Regions from separate parts of the Homo sapiens genome. Here region 2 is linked to region 1. The links are chromatin loops, found by intact Hi-C in ENCODE. Cell type or tissue: Calu3. All regions are shown on one strand. Links, peaks and the distances in the headings refer to the core of each region. The heading gives the core; the rest is flanking DNA.

The links. Hi-C counts contacts between places; a loop is a spot of excess contacts. Peaks named below come from ENCODE experiments on the same cell type or tissue, not always from the same donor. Only the 100,000 strongest peaks of a DNase experiment are listed, where the experiment ranks them.
Region 2: a loop joins it to region 1, with 4 times the contacts of the local background. A loop is called at or near these places in 13 of 110 quality-filtered maps.

The regions. Positions count from the first base shown.
Region 1 is chr2:227,401,792-227,412,805 of GRCh38, reverse strand. No RefSeq gene overlaps it. Among named protein-coding and RNA genes, the nearest start is that of SCYGR1, 19 kb to the right of the region's middle. RefSeq lists an enhancer at 997-1,196. In Calu3, for the core only: a CTCF peak has its summit at 6,537 (motif pointing left); DNase peaks (open chromatin) are centred at 4,885 and 6,485.
Region 2 is chr2:227,856,488-227,867,501 of GRCh38, reverse strand. No RefSeq gene overlaps it. Among named protein-coding and RNA genes, the nearest start is that of DAW1, 9.6 kb to the left of the region's middle. RefSeq lists an enhancer at 6,576-7,075. In Calu3, for the core only: CTCF peaks have their summits at 4,837 and 5,094 (motif pointing right); DNase peaks (open chromatin) are centred at 4,151 and 5,081.

The DNA of each region.
Region 1 (11,014 bases), core at 3,693-8,692:
AAAACTGAGATGGTTTCAAGAATGAAACACACTCTACTCGACAATTCTTTAGCTCTTGCATTTGACAAAAGGGATCAAGTTCTAGAGGATAGACCCTCTAGAGGCAGTAAATGCTCAACTATTTACTAAGTGTGTGACCTTGAGGAAGTTATGTCACCTCCTTTGTTACTCCCTGGGTTCTTCATCTGTAGAATGATGCCACTAACACCTACCTGTGTCACATGTATAGTGTATGCACAGGGTCTGACACAGTGCCTGGCAATAGTAGAGGTCCCCTATTTGTTTAACAGATTTTTTTTTTGTGCACTCAGAAATGGGACAGATACTGTTTCGGGCACTGAGGATACAGCAGTAAATGAATCAGACAGATCCTGCGCTCAGGGGGCTCACATTCTAGGGCAGGGGGGAGGTAAGTGTTGGTGGGGGAAAAGACAGGAAAGATAAAGCCAGATAAGAGCATAAAGATGAATGGGGTAGAAGTGACGGTGTTTTAGCTGTGGGGATCAGAGAAGACTCCCATAAGGTGAACAGGAGTAGGAGTCAAAGATATTCATTCCTCTATTCCTTTGCTCCTCTGCAGGGAGAAATCCTACTTCCCGTGGTTACTAGGGAGAATGCCTCACTCTAACTCATTTCTGTCTGGGTGGGAGCAGTGCCAACAGAAATAAGAGATGGGTTTCAGGAGGCTCTGGCCTTGATAGGCATATGTCATCCCACCCAGGGAGTGCAATGCAAGGTCTTGTTGGTTTCTTTATTCCATAATAGTTGATATGCAAACTAGATTAGGCACTGAGAAATGCTTCTGTGTGGCCGGGCGCGGTGGCTCATGCCTGTAATCCCAGCACTCTGGGAGGCTGAGGCGGGCAGATCACTTGAAGTCAGGAGTTCGAGACCAGACTGGCCAAGATGGCAAAACCCCGTCTCTACTAAAAATACAAAATTAGCTGGATGTGGTGGCACACACCTGTAATCCCAGCTACTCGAGAGGATGAGGCTTGAGAATCTCTTGAACCCGGGAGGCAGATATTGCAGTGAGCCAAGATGGTGCCACTGCATGACAGCCTGGGTGACAGAGCAAGACTCCGTCTCAAAGAAAAAGAGAAAAGAAAAAGAAAAAAAGAAATGCTTCTGTGTAATGGAACTTCTGTTTGGGGAGCAATAGGTAAAAATAAAACCCTAGGAAATCCCCAGGTCTCTCTCAATGGGTTTGAGGTAAGAGTTGGCAGGTTGGTTTCGCCTCTGCTTGCCTGTGGGCAGAAAACCAAATGAATCAAAAGGCAGCCAGAATGGAATAACTAGCACCTTAAGATGACACCAGGAAACCTTGAGGGTTTCGCAGGCCCTCAGGATCTAAGCAGACAGTATGACTAATTTGTCTGTGCCCTAGACTTAGCTGCCTGTCTTCCCACACTTGTGGCTTCTCCTGAAAGAGCAGGAATGGCTGTGTTGAGTTGTTGCCCTGCAAGGTTGGACTTGAATAAAATTCAAAACACTTCACATCTTTGGGACTTAATAGTTTTTCTGAAGTAAGCTCCATACAGTTTCTCCTGTATAGTCAATGGGAGGGAATAAGGAAGAATGGGATATGTCTCCCTCCAAGAACCCAGGCACATTGCGTAGCATTAATAGACCCAAACAAAAGGATTCCCCTTCTTTCTCCAGAATCCCTCTTCAGCTGCACAGCTTGCAGCCACGAGAAGGTGAGTCTCTGTTGTGGAGAGAGACACATTTGGCTGACTAGGGGTACTGAGAATTGTCAACCTATAAATAAAGCATTCAGTCAGAAATTGTTAAACTCAGAAAAGCAGCTGAGAAATTAGTAACGGTGTTACTACGTTAAGATTTAAAGAGCTGGCCAGGCACGGTGGCTCACACCTATAATCTCAGCACTTTGGGAGGCCAAGGCGAGTGGATCACCTGAGGTCAGGAGTTCGAGACCAGCCTGCCCAATGTGGTGAAACCCCGTCTCTACTAAAAATACAAAAATTAGCCAAGTGTGGTGGCACATGCCTGTAATCCCAACTATTCAGGAGGCTGAAGCAGGAGAATCGCTTGAGCCTGGGAAGCAGAGGTTGCAGTGAGCTGAGATTGTGCCACTGCACTCCAGCCTGGGTGACAGAGCAAGAGACCATCTCAAAAAAAAAAGAAAAAAAAAATTAAAGAGCAAAGCAAGGCATGTGCCCGTAGTGCCAGCTACTCTGGAGGCTGACATGGGAGGATGCTTTGAGCCCAAGAGTTTGAGACCAGCCTGGGCAATATAGCAAGACCCTATCTCTAAAACAAAATTAAATTTAAATTTAAAAATATTTATGGAGCTGAGGGTTTTTAGAAGTATTTTACCAACTTACAAATTCTTACAATTTAGCAGCTCCAACACAGGCAGAGGGCAGATACACAAGAATCACTGCCAGTCACGAGGCTGAGGAGAATTTCAACACTGGTATGCATCTGTTCCTGAGGCCAATCCCTTAGCAAGGAAATCAGACACTTCTTTCAGATGCCTAAAAGTATCAAACACAAATATTTATGCGTCCAGGTATTAAAATTCATCAAAGGACCTTTCAAGTCGTTATACTAGCTGCTGTTGTTCTGTTCAACTCTAAGTTTCAGGAGCTTAACAAGTGTGTCCCAGACCCAGCCAATTCCCTAGACCACCCAATGTACCCGCAGTGGCCAAATGTCCCCTCTTGGGGTGTGGCCAGTGAGATTCTCAACTAACTTTTCTTCTATGTCTTAATAACACAAGACCTTCTATCCCTCCTTTTTTTTTTTTTTTTTTTTTTGAGATGAATCTCACTTTGTCGCCCAGGCTGGAGTGCAGTGGTGTGATCTCGGCTCACTGCAACCTCTGCCTCCCAGGTTCAAGCCAGTCTCCTGCCTCAGCCTCCCGACTAGCTGGGATTACAGGTGTGCGCCATCATGCCTGGCTAATATTTGTATTTTTAGTAGAGACGGGGTTTCACCATGTTGGCTAGACTAGTCTCGAACTCCTGACCTTAGGTGATCTGCCTGCCTCAGCCTCCCAAAGTGCTGGGATTACAGGTGTGAGCCACTGTGCCCGGCCGTATTCTTCCATTTTTAAGATTTGAGGCCCTTCTCTTAATTTCAAAGGGAAATGACTAAGAGGTATAACTCAGGAAAGACGAGCTGAATGTTAAGGGACAAGAAACGTCAGACTCCAGAGTATCCACAATGCTTCCAGACTGATTCTAAGTCCAGTCACATTTCTGTTAAGAGTGATCTAACAAGAAGCCAACAAATTATCTAGTCTAGAATCAGGGCTTCAACTGGACAGACCATTCAATACATTGAATATATGTGTGTGTGTATATATATGTGTGTGTGTATATATATATATATATACACATATATATATATACTTTTTTTTTTTTTGAGACAGAGTCTCACTCTGTCACCCAGGCTGGAGTGCAATGGCACGATCTTGGCTCACTGCAACCTCCACCTCCAGGGTTCAAGCAATTCTCCTGCCTCAGCCTCCCAAGTAGCTGGGATTACAGGCATGCGCCACCAAGTCCGGCTCATTGCCTGGCTAATTTTGTATTTTTAATAGGGACAGGGTTTTGTCATGTTGGCCAGGCTTGTCTCAAACTCCTGACCTCAAGTCATCCTCCCGCCTCATCCTCCCAACGTGCTGAGATTATAGGTGTGAGCCACCATGCCCAGCCACATTGAGTATATTTTAATGTATATTTAATATATTCCTTTTCAGAACTTACCTAGATTTAGAAATTTTAAAAAGATGCTCTCAAAAGGCATATGAAGACTATCTCTGCTAATTTATACAGAGACAGTCTCTAGAAAGATGTAAACCACTAGTACCCAGGGTTGCCTCCGTTGAGAGGAACTGGGTGCCTGGGGAATGGAGGCGAAGAGAGTATGGAGTTTTTTCCATTTGTATGAACCTTTTGACTTTTGTACTGTGTGTATGTATTACCTACTCAAAAGTAAGTAATTTTTTTTTTCTTTGAGATGGAGTCTCGCTCTGTTGCCCAGGCTGGAGTGCAATGGCGTGATCTTGGCTCACTGCAACTTCCACCTCCCGGGTTAAAGAGATTCTTCTACCTCAGCCTCCCTAGTAGCTGGGATTATAGGAGTGTGCCACCACCATGACCAGCTAATTTTTGTATTTTTAGTACAGATGGGGTTTCACCATGTTGGCCAGGCTGGTCTTGAACTCCTGACCTCTGGTCATCCACCTGCCTCGGTCTCCCAAAATGCTGGGATTACAGGCTTCAACCACCGTGCCTAGCAAAAATAGGCAATTTTAAAATTATATGTGAAGAAAAATCTGTAAATGTTTTTGTCATAACCCCCCACCCCCAACCCACCACCACCATTTTTTTCCTGTAAAAATTTTTTCAAGGCCTGAGGAAAATGATGAATTAAACTTTTCCTGACAGGAAAGACAACATCTGAAAATTCTGCCTGATAGATAGAGAGAAGCATCCTGGCAAGAGACACGGAGCTGACAGACGAAGAGATGCACGTCTGACAGAATTGGGACTATTCACCCAAAGTGAGACAAAGTGAAATGCCAAGCACATTGAGAATCTCTTCCTTCTTACTGTCAACGGATTCACCTAATCAAAGCACTTTTAGTCACTGCATCCAATTTCCATCCTCATCCAACACATGGTGGGGTCTTTTTCTCGTTTCTTCTGAGTTGACACACACAAAACCCAAGAGTCCCACTTTTGGCGAGGAACGTGTTGCTGTCAGCTTGCATTTGTTACCGCACATTGGTTCCCCGTGTCCCAGTAATGACCCCCTGTAAAGGCCACTGGGCAAGAGAATTGCAAGATCGAGCGAGGCGGCGGGAATTACAGGAAAGGATTAACGGCAGAACAGCCTGTTGCGACAGCGAAAAACAGCCCGAGGACAGGGGCGTGCTCCCATCTGACAGGCGGAAGTGTGCCAGGGTTTATGTATTAGGTCACAGCAAGAAAGCTATTTTTGCTGTGCCCTCTGACCTTCTGTAGAAGGTGAGCCCCAAGATGCCTATGATACACACCAGACTTTTGCAGGCTGCCCTGACTCAAGAGGGAAGAGCAGATGCTGACTAGTGCAGGGTCCTGTAGAGTTTGGGAATCCACCATTCACAACAGGATGAAAGGATTTTCATGGGTGTTGCCATCTGCTGGGTATGTGTGTTGGCAGCGGGGAGTCATTTACTAAGCAGATGCAGCCTTTCTGTTCCTCCTTCCTCAAACTCCAATTTAAAAAATAGCTAGTCCGGGCACAATGGCTCATGCCTGTAATCCCAGCACTTTGGGAGGCCAAAATGGGAGGATCTCTTGAGCTCAGGAATTTGAGACCAGCCCGGGCAACATAACGAAATCCTGTCTCTACAAAAAATACAAAGATTAGTTGCGTGTGGTTGTGAGCACCTGTAGTCCCAGCTACTTGGGGGACTGAGGTGGAAGGATCACTTGAGCCCAAGAGGTTGAGGCTGCAGTGAGCTGTGACTGCACCACCGCTCTCCAGCCTGGGCAACAGAGTGAGACCCTGTCTCAAAAAAAAAAAAATAAAAAAAATCTAATGGCCAAGTAGGCTTTAGAATTCTAAAAAGCTAGCAACGAAAGGAAACATGGTGCTATTGGCAGAGATTTGAAGTAGCAGTGGTCTCCCACAAAAGTGCTATGATGTACAGAGACTTAGAGGAGTCGCAGTGTAACCCTGGTTAAAGAGATTGGGAAGGTTCCATGGAAGAGGGGCTGAGCATTGTTCAATTTGTTGAGTAAACCCAAAAAGCAGTGCACTGAGATCAGGCCAAGCTAGAGATATCTCTGTGGCAAACACTGAACACTTTTATCACCCCCTTACATTTGGTAGAAGATTGTTGGAATCACCACTCTCCACAAACAGTCAGAAAAACTGGAACCAGATGGCATCTCTAAAAAAATGTGGCCCACAGCCATAAATGTGTGACTTGCATTCTCTTTCAGAACAAGAAAAGATGATGTAGATACTGCTGGTTTGGACTGGCTCAGAGAGAAAAGAAACAAATAGATGGGAGTACGTGCCAAGGGTCACTGATGCTTCCAGAGGGCAGTGGCCTCGGCTGTCTTACTCAAGGCTGAATTCTTAGCCCCTACAAGACTCATGCCTGGCATGTAACAAGTGCACAGCCAGTTTTCCTCCAATGAATGAGGGGCTTTCTCAGAATAAAGTTTTTGTAATCAGAGACCAAGACAGCCACTGATTCTCTGCAGCCTTGAAGTCTGTCTTTTCTGAATATCCAGACAGAGGACAAGTCTTGATTATAACGATCATTAGCCTAGAGTACTGCCCAGTTCTGAACTCAAGGATAAGAATCCCCTCCAAGCTCCTGCCAGGCTGTCTCCACACTCTGACATCACATCCTGCCTCTTTGATTAGGTTTCACAGTGAATTTTGCCCCTCCCAAACACACTTTGTTAATCTTTTTTAGGTCTGGGAATTCAGCCAAAAATTCCTGAAGGATGAATTCCTTTTCCTCGGTGAGGTTGACATTTGAGCACACATCGCCCTCTTGTGTCTACGACACATTTGGCAACGTAGTTTCCAGCACCTGCTAATGCACACAGCAAATTGAAGCCTTGTTAACATCCCTTAAGCCTGCAGACCTCGGTACAAGGCGGAGGGAGAACAAACGCACCAATTTTCCCAGAATAGTCAAGAACATCCAGAAGAATCCAGAATTTGTGAAGATGGTACTGGTAACTACCCAACCCAGAGCTTTGAAAGTTAAAAAATGTATAAGGTACCATAAAATTCATATTCAAGAGCTCACAGTCAGAAAATGTTTACCTTCTAAAAGAGCTGGACATTTTCCATAAACCGAAAGTTGGACTATACAGTAGATACATGAAGATGTCCTCCTAGCATTTTCATATTTGACCTATTGACTTTTGAATCACCATTCATATCCTCTTTGATGTTGCCCATCCACACACCCACACCCACATAAGCCATGTGTGTAAATATGCCCATCTGCAGGTTTTCTGTTCTTAATGACAATTTCAGACTGCTCGGCTTGCTCCTACACCTTCTTATGGAGATACAAGAACTTTGGATCTCTGGCCCCCCTCAGTCCTCGCTCCTCCATCCCTGTAAGCAGGTGCAAGGCGTGTTTCTGGCACAGTCCACCAAACTCCTGAATCTGAAGCTCCCACAGTCACTGACCCAAGTGTGGCCTGGATGAGACTGGTGGCCCAAGCCTCTATTATGCTGTTTTTTTTGTTGTTGTTGTTATTTGTTTGTTTGTTTTGAAATGGAGTCTTGCTCTGTCACCCAGGCTGGAGGCCAGTGGCGCAATCTCGGCTCACTGCAGCCTCTGCCTCCAGGGTTCAAGCAATTCTCCTGCCTCAGCCTCCCTAGTAGCTGGGACTACAGGCGTGCGCCACCACACTCGGCTAATTTTTGTATTGTTTGTAGAGACGGGGTTTCACCATGTTGGCCAGGATGGTCTTGATCTCCTGACCTCATGATCCGCCCGCCTTGGCCTCCCAAAGTGCTGGGATTTCAGGCATGAGCCACCATGCCCAGCCTTATACTGGTTTTTACAGCAAAGAGACTAGAATAAAAGATACTTTCACATTGACACTATAAAAATCGTCCTTTGAACACTTAGTTATGTATTGTTCTGGGTTAGGTAGTATAGATAAAGACATACTTTGCCCAGTAGGAAGGGACTCCCTTCATCTACGTACATTTTATGCCTCTATCTCTCATACAGGTGGACCTTACCTTCCGAAAACTGCTATCAGGGCCTCTGCAGGAGGCCCTGGCTGTGATAAATGTGCATCTGTAGAGTGCACAACCTGAACATCCTTACCAAGCAGCCCTGACCAATATCTTCCTGCCTAAAGAGTGCCAATGCTGAGAGTATGCCTTTAAAACCCCATTTTGGCCATTTCTCAAGAAGTAAGTGAGACTTGTACTTCCCTATCTCCCCTTAAGGGGAGTCCCCAGTGCATTAGTGGTAGAGCTCTCCCTAAGGACTTTTGTGTGCGTCTCCACCCTCTGTTCTTCTAGGTGCATCCTGTTTTTAATGGGGCATAATCTCTTACCTCAAAAGAGCAAAGCTCCACTGGCAAACCTCTAGACCACATTAGTGATCAGCAAGTAAGGGGGACATTTGGTGCAGCATCACATTTCTGACATCCCTTCATGCTTTTTATGTCTGACTCTGTCATCTCTGCTAAAAGAAGCCTCTCTTTTTATTTCCTTTTTTTCTTCTAGTTTTTTTTTTTGTTTTTTTTTTTTTTTTGTAGACAGGGCCTAGTGGTCTTCCTAGGCTGGTCTCAAACTTCTGGACTCAAGGGATATTCCCACCTCAGCCTCCCAAACTGTTGGGATTACAGGCGTGAGCCATTGGGCCCGGTCCTCTTTTTTTTTTTTTTTTTTTTTCTGAGACGGAGTCTGGCTCTGCCGCCCAGGCTGGAGTGTGGTGGCGCAATCTCGGCTCACTGCAGGCTCCGCCTCCCTGGTTCACACCGTTCTCCTGCCTCACCCGCCCGAGTAGCTGGGACTACAGGCTCCCACCACCACGCCCGGCTAATTTTTTGTATTTTTAGTAGAGACGGGGTTTCACTGTGTTAGCCAGGATGGTCTTGATCTCCTGACCTCGTGATCCGCCCGCCTTGGCCTCCCAAAGTGCTAGGATTATAGGCATGAGCCACTGCGCCCGGCTCCGGCCCTCTTTTTTCTTCTCTTATTCCAATATCACACACCAAAGAAGACTCGGTCCAGCAGCAGGAAATAAATCTGACCCTTGCCTCTAAGGTCTTTCTTTGATCGCAGCAGTGTTCATCTTTGTCTAACTGTAGCATAGGAGGAATATGATTTGCTCTGACCTAAATTATTTTCATACATTTTTTTTCTGATTTCCCATTAAATTGAGGCTAAGGGTAAAGGTCAGGGCCCTCTTGGTTTCTTGGTTTTGGATTGTAAAAGAGATTAGATTAAAAACATAAAATCTAGGCCAGGTGCGGTGACTCACGCCTGTAATTCCAGCACTTTGGGAGGCCGAGGCGGGCAGATCACCAGGTCAGGAGATCAAGACCATCCTGGCTAACACGGTGAAACCCCATCTCTACTAAAAATACAAAAAATTAGCCGGGCGTGGTGGCGGGCGCCTGTAGTCCCAGCTGCTCGGGAGGCTGAGGCAGGAGAATGGCGTGAACCCGGGAGGCGGAGCTTGCAGTGAGCCGAGATTGCGCCACTGCACACCAGCCTGGGCGACAGAGCGAGACTCCTTATCAAAAAAACAAACAAACAAACAAAAAACCCATAAAATCTCACTGAGTTGTCTCTCCAGGCTAGTTCCTACATTGTGAAGCACCCAATTGGATCAGTGTGATTGGCGTTTCCGAGTGATTCCGAAGACACTTCCCTTTGTCTGGGGCATGAGAATGGGTTCTTCTTGGGTGGATAGAGAAGTCTAAACATAACCGGCCGTCACTTGCTTCCACTCTAGTCTGGATCCTGTCACAACACCAAAACTAAATCCAGTCCAAACTGACCTGCCCTCCACCCCCTTCCTGGGTTTCCTCCCACTACTCTGGCTCACCTCTTGTGACTCCAGAAGAGGCTCCTCCTCCTTGTTCGTTTTCTGGGTCCCAGGGCCAACCTTCCAACAGCCTATTTGACATCTCCATGTAGATGACTCACAGGTACTTCCAATTCTGTAGATGACTCACAGGCACTTCCAATTCAACCTGACTGAACCTTTTAAAAATATATATTTATTTCTTTATTTATTTTGAGATGGAGTTTTGCTCTTGTCACCCAGGCTGGAGTACAGTGGCACGGTCTCAGCTCACTGCAACCTCTGCCTTCCAGGTTCAAGCGATTCTCCTGCCTCAGCCTCCCAAGTAGCTGGGATTACAGGTGCCTGCCACCACGCCCGGCTAATTTTTGTAATTTTAGTAGAGACGGGGTTTCACCACTTTGGCCAGCCTGGTCTCGAACTCTTGACCTCAAGTGATTCGCCTGCCTCAGCCTCCCAAAGTGCTGGGATTACAGACGTGAGCCACCGTGCCCGGCTGACCTGATTGAACCTTAAGCTACAACCTTGCTTCAACCCAAACAACCCAGCAACCAAGCTGCTCCTCTAACCACCTGGTCACTCAGACCAGAACCTGGAGCAATTTTTTATTGTTCCCCTCCCTCACTTTCCTTATCCAATCAATTGTTAAGTCCTTTCTAAATATATGTCAAATCCATCACTTCTTTCTGAAACCACCTTTGCAAAATTAAGACTGAGACAGTGAAGGAGATCTAAGTTAACCAACTCCATCTTGCTTCTAACCTCCAAGCTGTCCTTGTTCATTCCTGGGCATAGGCTGAACTAACTTTGGGAGAAATTTAGTTTATAGCTTCAACAAAGATGGTAACAGCTCTTTCCCAAAACAGACCTCCTCCTTGTCCAGGGACTAGACTGCCTTGTGGGACTAACATTAGCCACAAGATTAGAAATTATGGTTTAGGAGTCATGAAGCTGGAGGCTAAACTGCTCCTAGGATCAGTTCTTGAAATATTTTGCAGACCTGTACTTGATGGATCAGCTGGCACCATCCAGATCAATAAACTGGCTCATCTGATCTGGACCCCCCACCTAGGAACTGACTCAGCGCAAGAAGACAGCTTCGACTCTCTATGATTTCATTCCTGACCAATCAGTACTCCTGGCTCACTGGCTTCCTCCCACCCACCAAGTTATCCTTAAAAATTCTGCTTCCCGAATGCTAGGGGAGACTGATTTGAGTAATAATAAAACTCTAATCTCCTGCTCAGCCGGCTTTGCGTGAATTACTGTTTATCTATTGCAATTCACCTGTCTTGATGAATTAGCTCTATCTAGGCAGCAGGCAAAGTAAACCCTGTGGGTGGTTTACATTTCCACCTCCATTGCCACATCTAGATCCAGCATCACCACCCCTCTGCCTATTATAGCGGCTTCCTCCCCGGTCTCCACATCTTCATGTTGATCCTTTTCCAACTCCCTTCC
Region 2 (11,014 bases), core at 3,005-8,004, 460 kb before region 1:
AGACATTCCCACCAGGACCTGCCTTGAACAACCAGAAACTAAATAATGAGTAGCAGTAATTTTAATCTCCTAAACCAATCCAGGCTAATACAGTGAAGTCACTCTAGGCTTCAGTTCTCCAAGCATGGTTCCCGGACCAGCAGGGTCAGTATCACTTAGGAATTCATCAGCAATGTACATTTTCGCCTCCCCCGAGTCCCGACCTACTGAATCAGAAACACTGATGGTGAAGTCCAACAACCCATGTTTAAATGTGCTTTCCTGGTGATTCTAGTGAATGATGAAGCTTGAGAGCCACTGTGCTAGCTTAATAGGTTACACTGGCTTGGACAGAACGAAGTGAGTGAAATTGGGCTTCATCTCCAATGATCAGGTCTTTCTGTGTATTCCAGGCAGTCTTCCCTGATTGTCAGGAACAGTAAATTGATTGTTCAACCACATCCTCGAATGTAAATGAGAACCAGAAACAACACGGGAAGAAGCTGGAATTTTCTACATAATTGGGTTTCAGATGCTCCAATGCACTGAGAGAGGACAGTGGACATCAGGCTGAGGGAAGAATCAGAAGGTACCTGGGAGGATGGGAGTTGGGGAGGGAGGTAGTCTCTAAAATCAAAATATGTATGGTGGCTCTGGTGGCTCACGCCTGTAATCACAGTGCTTTGGGAGGCCAAGGCAGGAAGACTGCCTGAGCTCAGGAGTTTGAGACCAGCCTGGGCAACAGGGAAAAACCCCATCTCTACAAAATGTACAAAAATTAGCCCAGTGTGGTGGCACTCACCTGTAGTCCAAGCCACTCAGGAGGCTGAGGTGGGAGGATGGCTTGAGCCTAGGAGGCGGTGGTTCAGTGAGCTGAGATCACACCACTGCACTCCAGCCTGGGTGACAGAGCCAGAACCTGTCTCAAAATATATATATATATATATGGATGTAGTATATCTATACATATATATATTTATATTTATAGAGAGAGAGAGAGAAAGAGGAGGAGGAGGAGAAGGAAGAAGGAGTCAGTCCGGGGGATCCAGATTCTGTATTTTTGAGGCTGGGCAAGGTAAGGGAGGAGTAGGGCTTCCGGCTGCGGCTGGGCTTGGTGGATTCCATTTGGCTCAGCTTCTCCTGGAGAAAACCAACTTCAGTGAGATGACTGCATCACTGGTGTTGGAGCCTCACTGAGAGCAGCAGATAAAAAGAGAGATGCAATCCTCTCCTAGAAAGAGAAGGCACAGATGCTCAGAGCCAGGCAGGAGCAGTCTGCTGTGCACAGGGTTTAAAGGTGACCTCATCACAGCAGGCCCCAGAGCGGAGGAACGGCATCAGGGTGGGGGCATGTGGACCAGACATCGCCATTTACCCTCTTCCTCTGCCTGCCTCCATCCCCACAGCAGGACTCAAAAGCATCTGATCTTACCTGGGACTTGAAAACTAACAGGGCCAGGGCCACTAATTGTATCATTCAATAAATGTGTATAAAGGACCTGCTAGTACCAGGCATGCTGCTGTTATAGATCTAATTCTGAAAAATATTGCAAGGGAGTTATTCACAGAAAGAATCAGACTTCGGGTGAGTTTGAAATGATTGTAGGTTGCCAGGTGAGGTGGCTCACGCCTGTGATCCCATCACTTTGGGAGGCCGAGGCGGTGGACCACCTGAGGTCAGGAGTTTGAGACCAGCCTGACCAACGTGGTGGAACCCTGTCTCTACCAAAAGTATAAAATTAGCCGGGCATGATGGCACCTGCCTGTAATCCCAGCTACTTGGGAGGCTGAGGCAGGAGAATCGCTTGAACCAAGGAGGCGGAGGTTGCAGTAAGCTGAGATCATGCCATTGTACTCCAGCATGGGTGACAAGAGCGAAACTCCATCTAAAAAAACAAAACAAAAAAGAAGAAAGGAAGAAATGATTGTAGGTTAGTGGGAGAGAGACCTCTAGGTGTGACCAAATTTACATTCACTGATGGGTCAATGCCAGTACATGGCAGGCTGATAAACAGCTGGCACAGCTGATAAACAGCTTTGCCACTGAGTCATTAGAGCAGAATGCCTGACTTGAAGCCTACCGTTTTCTAGACATGCGATCTTGGGCAAGGTCCATCACCTCTCTGGGCTTTAGTTTCCTCCTCAAAAAGCTAGAAATGATCATCGTATCCAATTCATAGAGTTGTCACTATGAGCCTGATTCACTTGAAACATTCTGTAAGAATTAGGGACGGTGATGATAATAATAAGCATTATTATGCTAAATTTGTTTGAAACTGAGGAAAGGGCATGTACATATCATTTCCATTTCAATTGATGATCTAGGTCAACAATTGCTCCAACTGCAATTTGGAATCTTTTGTGTGATCCTTGACAAGTATACCTTGCTAATTATATCAATTAGTGTTAGTACAGTTGGCTTAAACATTAAAATTAGTTTATATTTTTAAAATCATAACTACTTTCTCTGTGGACCCAAATAGATTTACTTTCTTAAATAAATGGCCTAGAGGATCTGGAAGGGAAGAATGGATTCTATACCTTCCCAAGCTAGAGACAGTCCAGAGAAGAACGATACAGGTGCAGAAAGACCAGGGATATCTGGAACATGAACCAGAGACCCTGGGGTGGGCATAATGCCACCCTTTGTGACTGGCACACCATAGGTCCTTGATTAGTGAGTGATTTTCATTATGATTTGGAAGAGGAAGTCATTGATTATGTGCAGAACTAGAGGGCAGGGCTAAGAGAGTTGGATTCATGGAGGCAGATGTTGGCTCCCTATAAAGAACTCCATTGCCAGTTTGTCCAGTAATGGATGAATAGACTAAGCTGTGTCCAAAAGTATGAGAATTTCCCAGCACTGGAAATGTTCTAGCTGAGGCAGTTTGACCGGTTGCCAAGATGATTGTAAAACATAATACTAAGTCGGCTGAGAGACAGGACTAGATAAAATTTTCCTTTCGTTTCTATGGTTCCATGATCTTGTGCTCGCTGTGTGTCTGTGTGTTTTCACAAAAAGATAAATGTGGAAAGGTATGAAACAGTGGGTTGCTCGTTGGAAGACAGAAGTTCCAATCCTGCCCTTTCATTGATGACCTTTAAGCAAATCGTTTGCCCTTCTAATCCTCAGTTACTCAACTGCAAATGATTTTCGCTCATTCCATTCAGCACTCAGGCACCACGACTCACTTATTCCTGCTCTAGCTTTGATTCTTGTCATTCTGCCACCCAGTAAGCCTCCCACGTCAGCTGTTCTAAAGCCTCACCCAGTGAAGAACACCTTGTCCACATGCTCAATTTGATTTTCTGCAACAGTATGTGCTGGATGTGGAGTTCACATCACACACTCCAAAATGTCCCTACCGTACAATGCCTGCCTCCAATCCCTATGCCAACAACTGCATCTGGCCACTCTCAAGTAAACTCGCGGGACCCTAGTGATGGTTCATTCATTCATGTTGAAAACTCCATTCTATTCGGTGTTACTTGTCTGATTTTTCTTCCTCTTACAGGGTTTACTCTAAACTCCTGAAGGATCTGATACAATAGCCCTTTGCGGATTAATGGAGAAAAGGTCTGAAATTATTAGCCTTGGTTGTCATTGGTTCTATGCTCCCACTTGCATTATAATGCCCTCCTCAGCTTGTCAGGGTGCCTCCTACCACCTTCACTGCAGCAACTTGCTGAAATGTCACTGCACCCTGTTTCAGCCCCCAGAGGACAGTCTGCTGTGTGCCACTTCTGGAGTCTCTCCTCTTGGCCCTGGGTCCCTTAAAGAACCTGTAGTTCTTGGTGACTTCCATGCCCCACTCTGGGGTCCAGTGAACTTCTAAATACCTAAACTTGCCAGTTTGACAGATAAATTAGTCATCTCTCTCCAGCCTGCATCAGGCTGCCATTTCCACTCAATGCCCACTCCTTTCTGCAATGCATGAAAGCTGCTTTGTGAGGCTTGCTGGATTTCCAGGATCACCTCAAAGAAGCTCGGCGTCATTTATCTCTCTTCTTGGATCCCAAAATTCCAAAGAAGTTCTCTCCTGCCCTCCTACCTCCAACTGTGACTAATTGTCTCCCTCCTTCTCCCTTCTACCCAGTTAAATGAGTCATTCTCTAAATATGCTGATGGTAGTGGTGCTGGGGATTGACTGGAATCAGATCACTGGTGCCCTCTGCCTTGCCTGAGAAAAAGGCCCTGGCTAGGCTTGTGAATTTCATGCAAACAGGTAAAGACATCCTGCCATGCTTTATATGGTGCCACTGCTAGCACAAGCCATGACTTTGGGCAGATTAGGGAAAGGCATCAGCTCTGGGTTAGAGGGTGTTCCTTCACACTGCCAGGACCTCCAGGCCTAATGGGGGCATTCCCGCAGCCAGAAAACCCAAGCTGAGCAAGGGCCAGCCTTTGCCCCACTCACTGGCAGGGCTTTGGGAGCTATCCAGACTTCTCAGTGGGCCACCCAGCCCTGGACACGTGCCCAGGGGGCAGCTGATCATTGTAGGCTCCCCCTAGACTAGCCCTGCTCACAAAAAGCCTTCACCTCTCCACACTCCCTCATGAGCTTATACTCTCCTCTAGTGTACTTGGTTGCAAGTTGCTTTTCAATGAAAATGAAGTGAGGGAAAGATGGTGCAATGTGTAATTACATCAGACCTGCCAAGAGTCAGACTTTTGATGTTGCTGATGAGTTCGTCCTCTTTAGGGAGGCCTGATGGCCTGCCCGGAAAGGACACAAATGTGAGTCAGAGGAGCTTGACGTTTGAATGCCAGTTCTTCCACTTACTAGCAGATCCCTTTTAGAACCTCGATTTGCTCAAATCAAAACGGGGATAATAATACTATCTGCCTCATGGGGCTATTGTATAAAACAAATGATGTAAATATATACAGTGGGCTGTATACCCAATTTCTAGGCACCTAAAATCTTTTTTCGTTGAACATTATCGTAACGGAATTAACCACTTCTATAACTAAATTGTTTAACTCTGGAATACGTGTTGATATGCAAAATATGTCTAACCATCTATTCCAAATAAAATACCACATCGAGGGATTGTTGCAATTAGGTCAAGGTTATTTATCTGCTAAATAGCTCACTGCCAGTAGGGGGCAGAAGTGTACACCTGTTTTATAAGAGCATTTACATTCTTTCCGTAGGTCAATAATAACTTAATTGTATATTTTAAAATAACTTAAATAATGTAATTGGGTTTTTTGTAACTCAAAAGATAAATGCTTCAGGGGATGGATAACCCATTCTCCATGATGTGCTTTTTTTTTCCAATCCTCAGAGACATCTGAAATGTGCTTATTTCACATTGCATGCTGTGTCAAAATATCTCATGTACCCTATCAATATATATACCTACTATGTACCCACAAAAATTTTTACAAATAATAAAAATAAAACTTTTTATAATAAAATAAACAATAAATACAACAAAATATTCAGAAAAGGAAGGAAGGAAGGAAGAAATGAAGGAAGGAAGGGAGGGAAGGAGGAAGGGAGCCCAGAGCCTAGGCCAGACAAAAGAGCCTAAGTATTGAGCAAACTCTTTCCTTTTAGCTACCTAAAACTTATCTTTGAAATAACTTGGCCGGGCGCGGTGGCTCACGCCTGTAACCCCAGCATTTTGGGAGGTAGAGGCAGGCAGATCACTTGAGATCAGGAGTTTGAGACCAGCCTGAGCAACATGGTGAAACCCCATGTCTACTAAAAATACAAAAATTAGCTGGGTGTGGTGGTGGGCGCCTATAATCCCAGCTACTTGGGAGACTGAGGCAGGAACATCGCTTGAACCTGGGAGGCAAGAGGTAGCAGTGAGCCAAGATTGCACGCCACTGTACTCCAGCCTGAGTGACAGAGTGAGACTCCGAGAAAGAGAGAGAGAGAGAGAGAACTCCTTGCCATGACACCAAACATGCTAGCAATGGTAACAATGATAATAATTAACATTTATTGAATGCATACTTTGTACCAGGCTCTGGGTTAATTGTATCACCCAAATCATCTGCTTCAATCTTCACAAAAACTATGCAGTAAGGACCATTGTTCCCATTTTACAGATGACAAATTGAGGCTTTGAGAGAAGAGCACAGCTTGATACGCCCTCTCTGTTTAAGGCCATTTTGAAATAGTTCTTTATTTAGCCAATTTTACTTGCCTTGGTCTAAATTTCTTACTTTTTCAATTATTTTCTTATTTCCTTTTGCAAATACAGAACTGTTTATACTACTGCTTCTCTGAGGTGCGTCTGTGCCAACTCAACACCACACAGTCCCTGCAGGACTTACCGTAACAAATTCCAAGATGATAATAGCTTGAATGTGTCTCAGCCAGGATTTTGGCTTTGTGTGTGTCAACTGAACTGAATATGTGCTTGCTGAAAAGTGACATTTTAAAGCAGAAAGGGAAAGATCAGCTTGTTCTTATTTCTTGTTTTCAATGGAAATATATACAGGAAATACTTAAAATGATAAAAACTTTTAAAGCCTATGGTTTTATGCTTGTTACTGCCTCTGTTAACTTTGTTCCCAGGACATAAATCTCACAGACTGCCCAGCATCTCAAAAGAGCAACAGTAGTAGGTAATGGGGGGAAGGTGTAGCTGCGCAAACCTTGGCTACTCTCCCAAAGGGGGATTCCAGATCCTCTCCACCTCCTCTTTCTTTCTCAGACTGTTGGCACTCCCTTTTGTCTTGAAGCTCCTTTCGCTTTTTCCTGCCTTTCTGTCTTTTTTCTTTCTCTCTTATGTTTTAGTTCCATGTTTCTGTCTCCAACTCTGCCTTTGTAGCAGCTCCTTTTCCTAAACCATCTCTTTCTTCTTCAAAGCCCACCTGAACAATCCCTTTCCCCTTTTCCTCATATTTTATCAGTTAAGTCCTTTTATTTCCAAAACTCTGACATGGCCACATTGGCAGCTTTGGTTGGCTCATTCAGTTCTGTTTCATTTCCCTGCCAGTGGGCCTAGTGCCTGCTGGAGACCGCAGACAGCTTCAGGGCCCAGGTTCCACGTGTGGCCTGATTCCCATCAAGCAGGCAACACCCAGGTGATGCCCGTGCCATCTGGGAAGCAGAAGCAGCATTGGCAGGTAGAGTCAGGGCTGCCGCAGGCAAGCTCAGCCCGGTCATCATGGGGGTAGTCTGTTTCCTTCTGCAGCAGCTCTAACAGAGCTCTCCACAGCTGGGCTCTAGCATCATGGATGGTGACAAGACAAGTGCAGGCCATTCAGAATGCCAGCGAGATTGTGGCCCACAGCCATCAGCTGTGTGCTGGTGTCCCAGTTCCCTATTCCCTGATCATAGCAGAGTCAGCCACAGGCCTAGTGAACAGTTCTGCAGTGTTGCTTTGGCAGACCCACCTGAAAATTCTGCTCAGAATCTGTTCTCGCCCACTAATGATTTGGAAAACGTACTTCCCGTTTCGATCACTTTAGTTAAAACTACCACTGAGTCCTACCCAATCATTAATTAGTAAAAGAAGTGATTAGAGACTGGGCTCAGTGGGTCATCTCTGTAATCCCAGCACTTTAGGAGGCCAAGGCAGGTGGATCACCTGAGGTCAGGAGTTCAAGACCAGCCTGACCAACATGCCGAAACTAAAAATGCGAAAATTAGCCAGGTGTGGTGGCATGTGCCTGTAATCCAAGCTACTCAGAAGGCTGAAGCAGGAGAATCACTTGAACCCAGGAGGCGGCGGCTGCAGTGAGCCGAGATCGTGCCACTGCAATCCAGCCTGAGTTACAGAATGAGAGAATGAGACCCTGTCTCAAAAAAATAAATAAATAAATAAATAAATCCACACTGGCTGTCAGTCAGCCTCCTCCCCACCAACCCCAGTTTATGCTCAATGGGCTCATTAATAAAGTAGTGTAAGAGGCTGGAATAAAGGTAAGACATGGCCCATAGAGGATTCCTTGTCACCAAGGCTGGCCTATCTATTGCCACTGGGCTGGCTTGCCAATTGCACTGCTACGCATCCAAATTGCCTGCAGCAGCAATCAACCTTGAAGCCCATTCTTTTACCATCCCTGGAGAGCCAGGCTGACACCCACCAGAAGGTTGATTGTGTTGGAACTGCTCATCACAAAGGGGACAAAAAATTGCCCACAGTGAAAAAGACTTATGCTAGATAAGAATTTTCCATATCTGGCCGGGCGCAGTGGTTCACATCTGTAATCCTAGCACTTTGGGAAGCCAAGAGGGGCAGATCACGAGGTCAGGAGATTGAGACCATCCTGGCTAACATGGAGAAACCCCGTCTCTACTAAAAATACAAAAAATTAGCCAGGCATGGTGGCAGGCGCCTGTAGTCCCAGCTACTTGGGAGGCTGAGGCAGGAGAATGGTGTGAACCTGGGAGGCGGAGCTTGCAGTGAGCCGAGATCATGCCACTGCACTCCAGCCTGGGCAACAGAGTGAGACTCCGTCTCAAATAAAAGAATTTTCCTTATCTGCCTGCTATGCTCCCTCCTGCAACACAATCTGCCTTGTCCATCATCCTGGTATCCAAACAATATTGTTTCTCACAAGAATCAAGGCAGTCAAATGGTTCTCTTCTCTTGCCACATACCTTGCCTGAGCAACTGGCCTATAGAACACTCAGCTCCAGGGCCGAGTGGAAAAGCAACACTTGGCCGGGTGCGGTGGCTCACACCTGTAATCCCAGCACTTTGGAAGGCTGAGGCGGGTGGTTTACTTAAGGTCAGGAGTTCGAGACCAGCCTGATCAACATCGCGAAACCCCATCTCTACAAAAACACAAAAATTAGCTGGGCATATTGGTGCACATCTGTCATCCCAGCTACTCTGGAGGCTGAGGAAGGAGAATTGCATGAACCCAGGAGGCAGAGGGTGCAGTGAGCTGAGGCCGCGCCAATGCGCTCCAGCCTGGGTGACAGAGCCGAGACTCCATCTCAAAAAAAAAAGAAAAGCAATATTTGTTAGGTTGGGGTGTGTTGTTCTTGATGTGGTTTTTTTGCTGTGAACCAGCACCCGACCATCTTGGGTGCTGTCTCTCCTATGGTCAGAACACGTTGTTCTGGATGCCAATGGTGGGAATGTGAGTGGCATCTCTTCACATTCCACCCAGTAATTTACTCAAAAAAGTCTGATCATGATCTATTCGACTGTGATTCTGCTTGTTCAGACGTCTGAGATCGTAAGAACAAAATTATTCCACCATTAGACACACCCGTGTTCCCGTAACTAAAAGCTACCCTTTGGCCATTTCAGGTTCCTTTTGTCCCTGAATAAACAATCCAAAAAAAAAGCAGGGGAGGGATTTACCACATTGACTGGGAAGAGTAGACTGATTATCAAGGGGAAATGGAGTTCCTGTTAAATCATACAGTTGATGGGAGAATATTCCTCAAACCCAGAAATCTTGTCATGTCAGGTGGTAAAAGTCAGTGGAAGACCATGGGAACCAACATGACAAGGACCTTCCTAGGGTTCATGCCATTCACAAAGGAAGGTTTGGATGACCCCCCCCTAAATAAACACCCTAGCCTGCTGAAGGCAAAGAGATCACAGAATTGGCAGTGGAGGAGGAAATAGACACAATAAATACCAAATAAACTTCATGATCAGTTGCGGAAATGAACACTGTTCATCGTTATAGCAAACTTATTTCTTCTTTCCACGCTGTGTCTTATTTTTTTCTCTCTCCCATTTTTCTACTATTGAGACAGCCAGGTGGGAGAGGGTCCCCAGAGAATCTCCAGCCTCTCCAACCGGCCTGAACACTGGGAGGAGCCACACAAGTTCATGGTATTTGCAACAGGGAGGAGCCTGGCCTGTCCTCTTCCTGTGTGGAAACTGGGATTCGAATGGCTGAGCAGGAAGTCCTCTAACGGGGACCCTGGCCTAGCTGAGAGTTCCTGTTTCCATCTTTTCTAACTTTTTTACCCAGTAAAACCCTGGGTTGTTGTTTTTTTTTTTTTTTTTTTTTTTGAGACAGAGTCTCGCTCTGTCACCCAGGCTGGAGTGTAATGGTGCAATCTTGGCTCACTGCAACCTCCACCTCCCAAGTTCAAGTGATTATCCTGCCTCAGCCTCCCGAGTAGCTGGGATTGCAGGCACCCATCCTCATGCCCAGCTAATTTTTGTATTTTTAGTAGAGATACAGACAGTCTATTGGCCAGGCTGGTCTTGAACTCCTGTCCTCAGGTTATCTGCCCACCTCAGCCTCCCAAAGTGCTGGGATTACAGGCGTGAGCCACCGCGCCCAGCCATAAAACCCTGTCTTACCATTCAAATTGTCGGCGAGCCTAAATTTTCATGGCTGTGGGACGAAGAACCCCATCTTCAGCTGAATTAAGGAAAAGTCCTGCAACACGATTTTACATGAGGCTTTTTGGTGGGTGTTAACTTCATAATTTTGTCCATAGGTTATAGTAAAACCATACAGGACTGTGGTTAAACTAAAGAAAGAAGGACTAAACCCCAGAGATGAACGCTGCAACTGATGACATTTGCGGTCCCTGCTTTGGGAAAAAAGTATTCTCATTTGCATGAGGGATGGTTTTATTGCCATCAAGAGAGCATTTTTTTGTTGCTATTGTGGTTTGAAAGTTTAAGTGTGGGAAGATGGGGACACATGGGTGTCAAGTGGTCAAAGCTTTGGTCTATGGCAAGAATTGGACTTTGGCTCCATCAGCTCCATCCCAACCCCCATGGACTTGGCTCCACTGCAAGCTGGAGGCTGAGAAACCAAAGACTACATTTCTGAGGCATCCTTCCAGCTCAAGTTTTTTATGTGACCTTCCCACCCAAGTCCTCTCTGAGCTGTGAGAAAGAATGGGAGCAGGGTGTTTAAACCCAAATCTGAGCTATGTTCTTAGCTGTGATGAAAAGTTCAAGAGTGTTAGGAGGCCGTGAGTGGTGGCTCAAGTGTGTAATCCCAGCACTCTGGGAGGCCGAGGCGAGCAGATCACCTGAGGTCAGGAGTTTGAGACCAGCCTGACCAACATGGTAAAAGCCCATCTCTACTAAAAATACAAAAAAAAAAAAAAAAAAAAGAAGTGTTAGGATC